Regions from separate parts of the Homo sapiens genome. Here regions 2 and 3 are each linked to region 1. Evidence: chromatin contacts called from ENCODE Hi-C or POLR2A ChIA-PET data. All regions are on one chromosome and are shown on one strand. Each heading gives the region's core, a stretch centred on a gene start or an enhancer-like site at or near the end of the contact. The rest is flanking DNA. Distances are from core to core; before and after follow the strand shown.

Evidence for each region. A loop is a pair of places that touch in the nucleus more often than their neighbours do. ChIA-PET counts read pairs that join two places held with the same protein, here RNA polymerase II (POLR2A). Pooled maps may share reads with other maps.
Region 2: a loop to region 1 is called in a pooled map, with 2.5 times the contacts of the local background. The contact joins two enhancer-like sites. A Hi-C loop is called at or near these places in 10 of 50 pooled maps. POLR2A ChIA-PET finds 5 or more read pairs at or near these places in 2 of 52 experiments (GM12878 and activated naive CD4-positive, alpha-beta T cell).
Region 3: a map of K562 shows a loop between it and region 1 (2.6-fold over the local background). The contact joins the promoter of SPTA1 here to the enhancer-like site in region 1. A Hi-C loop is called at or near these places in 1 of 168 maps with a recorded cell type or tissue (K562).

Annotation. Positions count from the first base shown.
Region 1 is chr1:158,818,362-158,821,071 of GRCh38, reverse strand. It overlaps a transcript of OR6N1 not described here. Among named protein-coding and RNA genes, the nearest start is that of MNDA, 12 kb to the left of the region's middle. Within about 2 kb of position 1,356, at least 5 of the 41 ENCODE cell types and tissues checked have a DNase peak (open chromatin) inside an H3K27ac peak, as active enhancers do.
Region 2 is chr1:158,950,751-158,953,460 of GRCh38, reverse strand. The region is part of intron 7 of PYHIN1 (pyrin and HIN domain family member 1); the gene reads right to left. Among named protein-coding and RNA genes, the nearest start is that of PYHIN1, 21 kb to the right of the region's middle. RefSeq lists an enhancer at 1-796. Within about 2 kb of position 1,305, at least 3 of the 41 ENCODE cell types and tissues checked have a DNase peak (open chromatin) inside an H3K27ac peak, as active enhancers do.
Region 3 is chr1:158,685,427-158,688,136 of GRCh38, reverse strand. It overlaps SPTA1 (spectrin alpha, erythrocytic 1), which reads left to right and starts at 1,422. Exons shown (of 52, transcript NM_003126.4): 1 at 1,422-1,643. The coding sequence starts at 1,620.

The DNA of each region.
Region 1 (2,710 bases), core at 107-2,606:
TGTAAGCAGCCCTGTTAGTGAGATCAAAAGTGATCGCCCTGTGATAGGATTTTAGTAGTCTGGCTACTGCTAAAAGTAGACAGGAACTTGTATTCATTGAACTTCTTCTCTATGCCAGACTTTAATCACAGTTCTTTTTCATATCCCCTGATTCTTCCCAATAACTTCTGAAGGCTGGTATGCATACGTTGAAACATTTTATTATCTCTAGCTGGGTTTTTTTTCCAGGCCATGGCCAAAACAGCACCGAGGTCTCCTTGCCCTTGTTGGAAATGAAGTTTATATCCTCAAAGAGAATTGACTCTAGGGAAGTTTCAGAAGTGGCTTTGTCCACTTTTAAGCAGTTTGGTCTATAAGTAATTGCAGGACTTCTGAAGGGGCACTCTTACTCCACACAAATAAAAACTGTTTGGGATTTTAGCCCTTTGTTGAACTTCTTAATGGAATGATATACTTATGGATTTAGGAGTCATGTCTTTGTGTTCTATTAGGCATGATATGTGTAACTATGATGCTAACAATAATAGGAATCAACAAATTTGGATTTTATTTCTTACGCACCTACTATATGCCAACTTAAATTATCTTACTTAATTCTTCCAACAACCTTACAATTAAGTATTATTTTCAGTTTTGCAAATGAGGCAAAAAAGGGTTAGCTACATTGCCCTACAATTTACAATGATGATTTATGGAATTGGAATTAAAACTCAAAGTTGTTGGGAATAGTCCCCAAAATCTGGCCATAAACTGGCCCCCAAACTGGCCATAAACAAAATCTCTGCAGCACTGTGACATGCTCATGATGGCCTTGACGCCCACGCTGGAAGGTTGTTGGTTTACCGGAATGAGGGCAAGGAACACCTGTTCCACCCAGGGAGGAAAACTGCTTAAGGAGTTCTTAAGCCACAAACAATAGCATGAGTGATCTGTGCCTTAAGGACATGTTCATGCTACAGATAACTAGCCAGAGCCCATCCCTTTATTTCAGCCAATCCCTTTATTTCCCATAAGGAATATTTTTAGCAAATCTTATGACTGGCTTGCTGTCAATAAATATGTGGGTAAATCTCTGTTCATGGCTGTCAGCTCTGAAGGCTGTGAGACCCCTGATTTCCCATTCCACACTCTATATTTCTGTGTGTGTGTCTTTAATTCCTCTAGTGCTGCTGGGTTAGGGTCTCCCTGACCGAGCTGAACTCGGCGCAAAGTTTTTTGACTGTATGTTCTATTATAAACAACACTGAAAATTGTGCTTGTGGTTTTGTCTTTTAGTAGTGTCTGAGAGTGAGTCATGAGAAACAGTACTATGTATATGTGGATGGGTGTGCAGATAAGCTGAGATGTGCAGACAGGCAGATAAGCTGACTGCTTTTTTTTCCTAAAAAGGAAATGACACTTTAAAAAATGCTCTGAAAGAACAAACAAGTATGGCAACACCTTTTTTTGGAACTCCCGTGGTATACATTCCTCTTTTTGTGTGTGGGATTGTTTTGTTTTCCTTTAAAGAAGGAGTCAAGCAACTAACTTGACCTGCTTCTCTTGATGCTTTTACCCTGGTATCAAAATGAAAAACATCATTTATCATAGTTCAAAAAAAACTTTAAAATGTATGAAGGTCAAGGAATGTGTGTGACCCACTTTGTGCAAGAGCTGGTTAGTAGCAGAGCCTGGATTAAAAGTCAGGCCTCCTGACTTCCAATCTACATCTCCACAGTGACTCCTGTGAATGTAGGAAATGATGCCCTTCTGTGTGGTTCAGGCAAAGCCTCCTAATCAGGCCTGGGGAAGGGACTCCTAGCTGGACTGTATTTTAGAGCTATTTCTTTGACATCCTGATCTACATTCCCATGTTCCCAATTAGCATTAATTGAGCGAGAAAGAGGAGAAAACTGGAGCCTCCCCAAAGCTCCCTGCTCCACAACTCATGGAGGGGGTGGTCTCTGAAGAGAAAATGTTGATAATTACAGAAGTTGTGGCTGTGAATCATTGAGCTGGCACCAGCTCCCTCCTGGGAACTGTTCCCTTGCTTCTCCCCCAGCTTCCCCAGCTCAATTAAGCAGCTTGTTTTCCTTCTCCTTAGCAAAACTTGTTAGCACTTTGTTCTATTCCCCTGAGTTGCTTAGGAGAAAAGTTTTGTGGGAGGATTTGCCTCATTGGATAAGTCTAGCTCTCATGTTCTTTATGAGATACTGAGGTACCCATGTCCTCCAAATAGGCCATGTATAACAGTGGTAGTTCAGCAATGGGTCCAAGGCTCCACTGTTTGGCTAAAGGGAAGAGGAAGCAAAAAATCTAGACTGGGTAAGGATAGGGAAGTTCAATGCAACTGCCTCAGATCAAACTGATAAGGAAATGTTTAAGACCTGTTTTGTACACATTGCTCAAAGATTCCCAGGCGCATTGCATATTGTTGGGCCTCTGAGCAGAGGTACCCATGCCTTCTGATCTCTCCTCTCCATGTACAGAATTTGTACAGACTCTACACATTGCTACAGCTTTTCAGAGCTCATCAAGCTCTTTCATATTTTAGAGTGCCTCCCCACTCAAGCAAGCTCCTACTTCTTGAGCATGAGCTTACTCTGTTCCTGGCTTATTCAGAACAGAGACTGACTACATCAATAGGGGGATTTCTAACCCTTCTCATTAAGATCAGGTGAAGTGACACTGAAAATTGACCCTTTTTTAAATCCCATTCAGACCAACCCTC
Region 2 (2,710 bases), core at 56-2,555, 130 kb before region 1:
GGCTGCTCGGGGGTCAGGGGTCAGGGACCCCCTTGAGGAGGCAGTCTGCCCGTTCTCAGATCTCCAGCTGCGTGCTGGGAGAACCACTGCTCTCTTCAAAGCTGTCAGACAGGGACATTTAAGTCTGCAGAGTTTACTGCTGTCTTTTTGTTTGTCTGTGCCCTGCCCCCAGAGGTGGAGTCTACAGAGGCAGGCAGGCCTCCTTGATCTGTGGTGGGCTCCACCCAGTTCGAGCTTCCTGGCTGCTTTGTTTACCTAATAAGCCTGGGCAATGGCGGGCGCCCCTCCCCCAGCCTCACTGCTGCCTTGCAGTTTGATCTCAGACTGCTGTGCTAGCAATCAGCGAGACCCGTGGGCGTAGGACCCTCGGAGCCAGGTGCAGGATATAATCTCCTGGTGCGCCATTTTTTAAGCCGGTCCGAAAAGCGCAATATTCGGGTGGGAGTGACCCGATTTTCCAGGTGCGTCGATCACCCCTTTCTTTGACTCGGAAAGGGAACTCCCTGACCCTTGTGCTTCCCAAGTGAGGCAATGCCTCACCCTACTTCGGCTCGCGCATGGTGCGTGCACCCACTGACCTGCGCCCACTGTCTGGCACTCCCTAGTGAGATGAACTCGGTACCTCAGATGGAAATGCAGAAATCACCCATCTTCTGCGTCGCTTACGCTGGGAGCTGTATACGGGAGCTATTCCTGTTCGGCCATCTTGGCTCCTCCCTCTGGGAGAAATCTTAAACAACATTATGCTCAAGGGCAATGGGTCCCAGTAACAGCCCTAACGCTATGGGCTTTAGTTAGAGCGGCTCTGGTTCATTGCAACCAGAAGAGCCTAAAAAGGGGAAGGAGGAGGAACCATCACCTGCCTTACCACTTCCTCTTCCCTCAGCCCCAATATCACCAAGCCAAAATAACAAAGATGAATGGAGGTTTTGCCTGAGCTCCCTCCTCCAATAGATGGGAAAAAAAATGGGATATGCTCTAGGTATGGAACCCTGTCTTAAGCGGCATTAAAAGGGGAGCCGTTCACCTGCCCAGTAATGCAAGATCAACGAGGCAATCATAAACCCATTTTTTTTTTTTAACGCTTATAAAAAGATTTTGAAAAGCATCAGAGGCCAGAGTTGTGCGGCCAAGCAAGCAGTAGGTAGAAAGAAAGGCTCGGCAGCGGGGAAGCTCACAAATCCGCAGCCAGCTAATGCTCCTAGGAACTCAGCCTGCACAGCTGCTGCGACAGGAAGCCAGGCCCAGCTGCAGGAGCTAGACTGCTGGGGAGGGGCAGGAGGCACTTGCAGAAAGGTCCACCCAACAGGCAGCGGGAGGGAGCGGCACAGGAAAAAAAAAAAAAAAAAAAACCGACACAGGCAAAAGCGGCGCCTAGGCAAGCGCAACGCAGCCACCACCCTGGGGCCCACCTGCTTAGCTCTCCAGCTCCGCAGGCGGACCACAGCAAAATTTCATGTGCTCCTTGTATACAAGCGACATCCCAGATTATAATTCTATGCTAAGATTTAAGAAAAAATTTAAAATTTAAAAAACTTCTTTCTAATAATGGCCACTGTTATCTCTCTCTTACCCCTAACGTGACTCTCTCCAAATCCAATTTAAGTAAAACGGTAACCTCTAAAGGGAGAAAAATCACAAAAGGCCCATGAGTTAGTTAAGGAGCAATTAAGAGCAAACTTTGCTCCCCAGTAGAAAAAAAAATTCCTGATTGCAAGGTTATTCATTTTATGGATGATACTCTCTTAATAGTCCTTGAGATTCACCCATTTTCATCATTCCCAAAAAGTCTAGTAAATGTTTTAACTACAAAAGTAGTTCACTCCCCACACACCTAATGCTTTAACACTGTTTACTGATGGTTTGGGTAAACATGGAAAAGCGCTAGTCTGGTGGAGACCACGTAATTCAATCACTCGATCTGGGTTTACTAGCACTTAGAGAGCTGAGATTGGGGCTCTGATATTGTCCTTGGAAACTTTTTCCACTCAGCCCATCAATATAGTTAGCGATTCTGCTTACTCTATTTATTGCAGAACCTTGAGACAGCTCTAATTAAGTCCACTCTGGAGCCCGCCCTGTATGCTGTTTTTCTCTGACTTCAGCAATTGCTAGATCAACGTACACATCCTATTTTTATTACACACATTCCAGCCCACAGCTCACTGCCTGGCCCATTGGCTTATGGCAATGAACAAGCAGACATTCAGGTTATGACATCACTGCTTGACAAAGCCACCTAATGGCATCAATTTTTCCACCAAAATTGGAGAAACTTATCTAAGCAAATTCAACTTACCCAGAGACTGGCTAAACAAATTATCCTACAATGCCCAGATTTCGAGCTCACAGGCACATCTCCTCCTTCAACAGGTGTTAACCCTAGAGGACTAGAACCTAATCAGTTATGGCAAACAGATGTTACACACATCCCTGAATTTGGAAAACTAAGATATGTACATGTATCCGTTGATACTAACACTCATCTAATTAGTGCACACGTTCTTCCTGGAAAATCCACTGGAGATGTCATTAACTTTTGCACTTATGGGACAGCCCACAAAAATTAAAACTGATAATGGTCCAGCTTATGCCAGCTCACAATTTCAACAATTTTGTCACATGTGGAATAGCCAACATTCCACAGGCATCCCATATAACCCCCAAAGACAAGCCATGGTAGAACGTGCCGACTCCACCCTTAAAAATA
Region 3 (2,710 bases), core at 173-2,672, 130 kb after region 1:
TGTGGAAGACAGTGTGGCAATTCCTCAAGGATCTAGAACCATAAATACCATTTGACCCAGCAATCCCATTACTGGCTATATACCCAAAGGATTATAAATCATTCTACTATAAAAACACATGCACACATATGTATATTGTGGCACTATTCACAATGGGCCATACTATTTCTTTGGTCACAAGGTTATCACATGTTTGGCATTCTTGCTAAGATGATTCTGGAACAGGGAAACAGAACAAATAATGTTGATGGACTAAGAGAAGATTGACTAAAAAAATAAGGAGCAGAGTGCCATGATAATCATATTGATATGGATTTGACTATTTAAATACTTTCAAACCAAATCACCATAGAATGAAACTTTGTTTTTTAGGGACTGTTTTCTCACATAAAGACGGGTATGATAATACCTGCCTCACAGAATTTTTAAAGATTAGAAATTAATGTAAATTGATCATGTTAATATATAAATATTTCATAGATGTTGATTCTTTTCTCTTAAAGATAAAATAATTTCCTCTCCTTATCCCAACTTCAGACAAATATTCCTCAGTGCATGTGTTATAGTGCAGTCTCTAAAATTATGTTCCTGCCTTTACTACTAAATTTGACTTGAATATAATGAAACTATATGGAAAAGTAAAGTAATCCAGACTTTCAAGAAGAGAATGTAAAGGACTCTCAGTTTTTCTATGTGAGATCCAAGAACAGGGGAAACCACAAATGTAGAATCAAAATCTTCTCTTGTAGATCATGGAAGTTAGATTATTCAAGCTGCATTTACACTGGAATGAAGTTTGGCATGGATAGCCCCACTGGCTTGTAGAAAGGTCTAAGAGCATCCCACTATTTTCTTTTTGCTTGTTTGTTTCATTTTTGTAAGTTAGTCTAAAATAACTATGCCTATGGAAAAAGTCTACCTCTTTTTGTTCTCCATTAAAATTAATACATACAGTAGGATGATTTATACCATATATATCAGAAGTCAGCCATATTTTCAACTTTTTTGTGACATCATTGGTTTGTCAAATAAGGTATCCTAATTTTTGTTTTACAAAATATTAATGAACACATCATATAACTTTTTTTGTTCCTTCCATTTAAATGATTAAGAGTACAACTAAATCAGATTTTTAAAGACCAAATTGTTGAGGTTAGGAATAAAATCTTATTTTGTGAAAGACTCTCTAGAAAAAGCCAGGATAATTCGTTGACTTAAAGACTGTGAAAAATCTGCAGTTGAGTTGGATGAAGTTGTTGAGCTGTATTTCCTATAAATATATGGGGTTTTTTTTCTAATTTTTCATCCAAAAACCTTACTTTCATTTTTTAAGTCTTATTGAGTAACTTTGAAAGCCAGAGCCTCCCAAAACTGCTGAGTCACCCAGTATCTGTAAAACTTAGCAGTTGCCTCAGCTGAGTATGTCTTCTAAAGATAATGTCGATTGTGTATGGCTGATGGGATTCTAGGACCAAGCAAGAGGTTTTTTTTTTTCCCCCACATACTTAACGTTTCTATATTTCTATTTGAATTCGACTGGACAGTTCCATTTGAATTATTTCTCTCTCTCTCTCTCTCTGACACATTTTATCTTGCCAGGTTCTAAACCTTTAGGAAAAATGGAGCAATTTCCAAAGGAAACCGTAAGTACATATTTCTCTTCCATGCAATTTGTCATTAATATTATTAGGAAAGATGTTTCCTTTAAACTTTCTATACTATCTTTCCCAGGAACATTAATAATTATTTGGCTTTTAACAAATAGATAATTTTACTTTTAACTATTTTTTGTGAACAATAACCTTGAGCTTATGTCTGTGCAGCACCAAGACCCAGTAATGACTTAAGTCGGTTCCCAGAGAGAATAAGTAGGGAGATTGAAGCTAAATAACACCTAGTAACAACGTGAGTCTCCATGTAATGATCTAATTCTATAGCCATGCCAGTAATGGCAATTCACAGAGTAGCAATTATACTTAGGAGGAATAATGGGAGATTAAAATTTAAACTCTATATTAAACATTTTGGCTGAGGTAAGCTAGGGAAAATGGTATCCATATCCAGAAGAATGAAGGTGAACCCTATGGTGATTTTGCTGGATATTGTCACAAACAGGTTGGCTCCCACTCTGGGAAAAGGATACTTATATATTGTTTTAGAGTAAAAGTTTTTATATTTCAAAAATAAATTGCAGACATGCTAATAATTTGAAATTTGTGACAATTGGGCAGAAGATAGCTGAACTTTTGATTTATAGTGTTTGTGAGTAAAGCAAGTAAAGAGTAAATATATGAGATTTATTTTTAAGTATGAAGGAAACAAAATTTTCAAACTGTTGCATATATCATTAACTAAATTAATTGCAAGCCATTCTTAATTATTTATTAAATTAAGTTAAAAATAATAAGCACTTCTCAACACCTTTTTAGCCCTTGAAAGCAATAACATTATATTTCTTTTTATCTATCTGAAATTATGTGATTTTGCTGATTTAAACTTGCTCCATGATCAGTCCAATATAATTATATCTATAGAACTTAAATGCTAGCACAAATTTATGTAAAAAGTGAGGAGAGTCTTCTGGATAATCAAGAATTTTTAACCTAAACAGAAGCTATGTCTGGTTAAAAATTACGTAAATATACTACAGCTCTTCTGACAATAGTCCCTAGAAACTTCAGGATATCTGAATATAGGTCCAACATGAGTA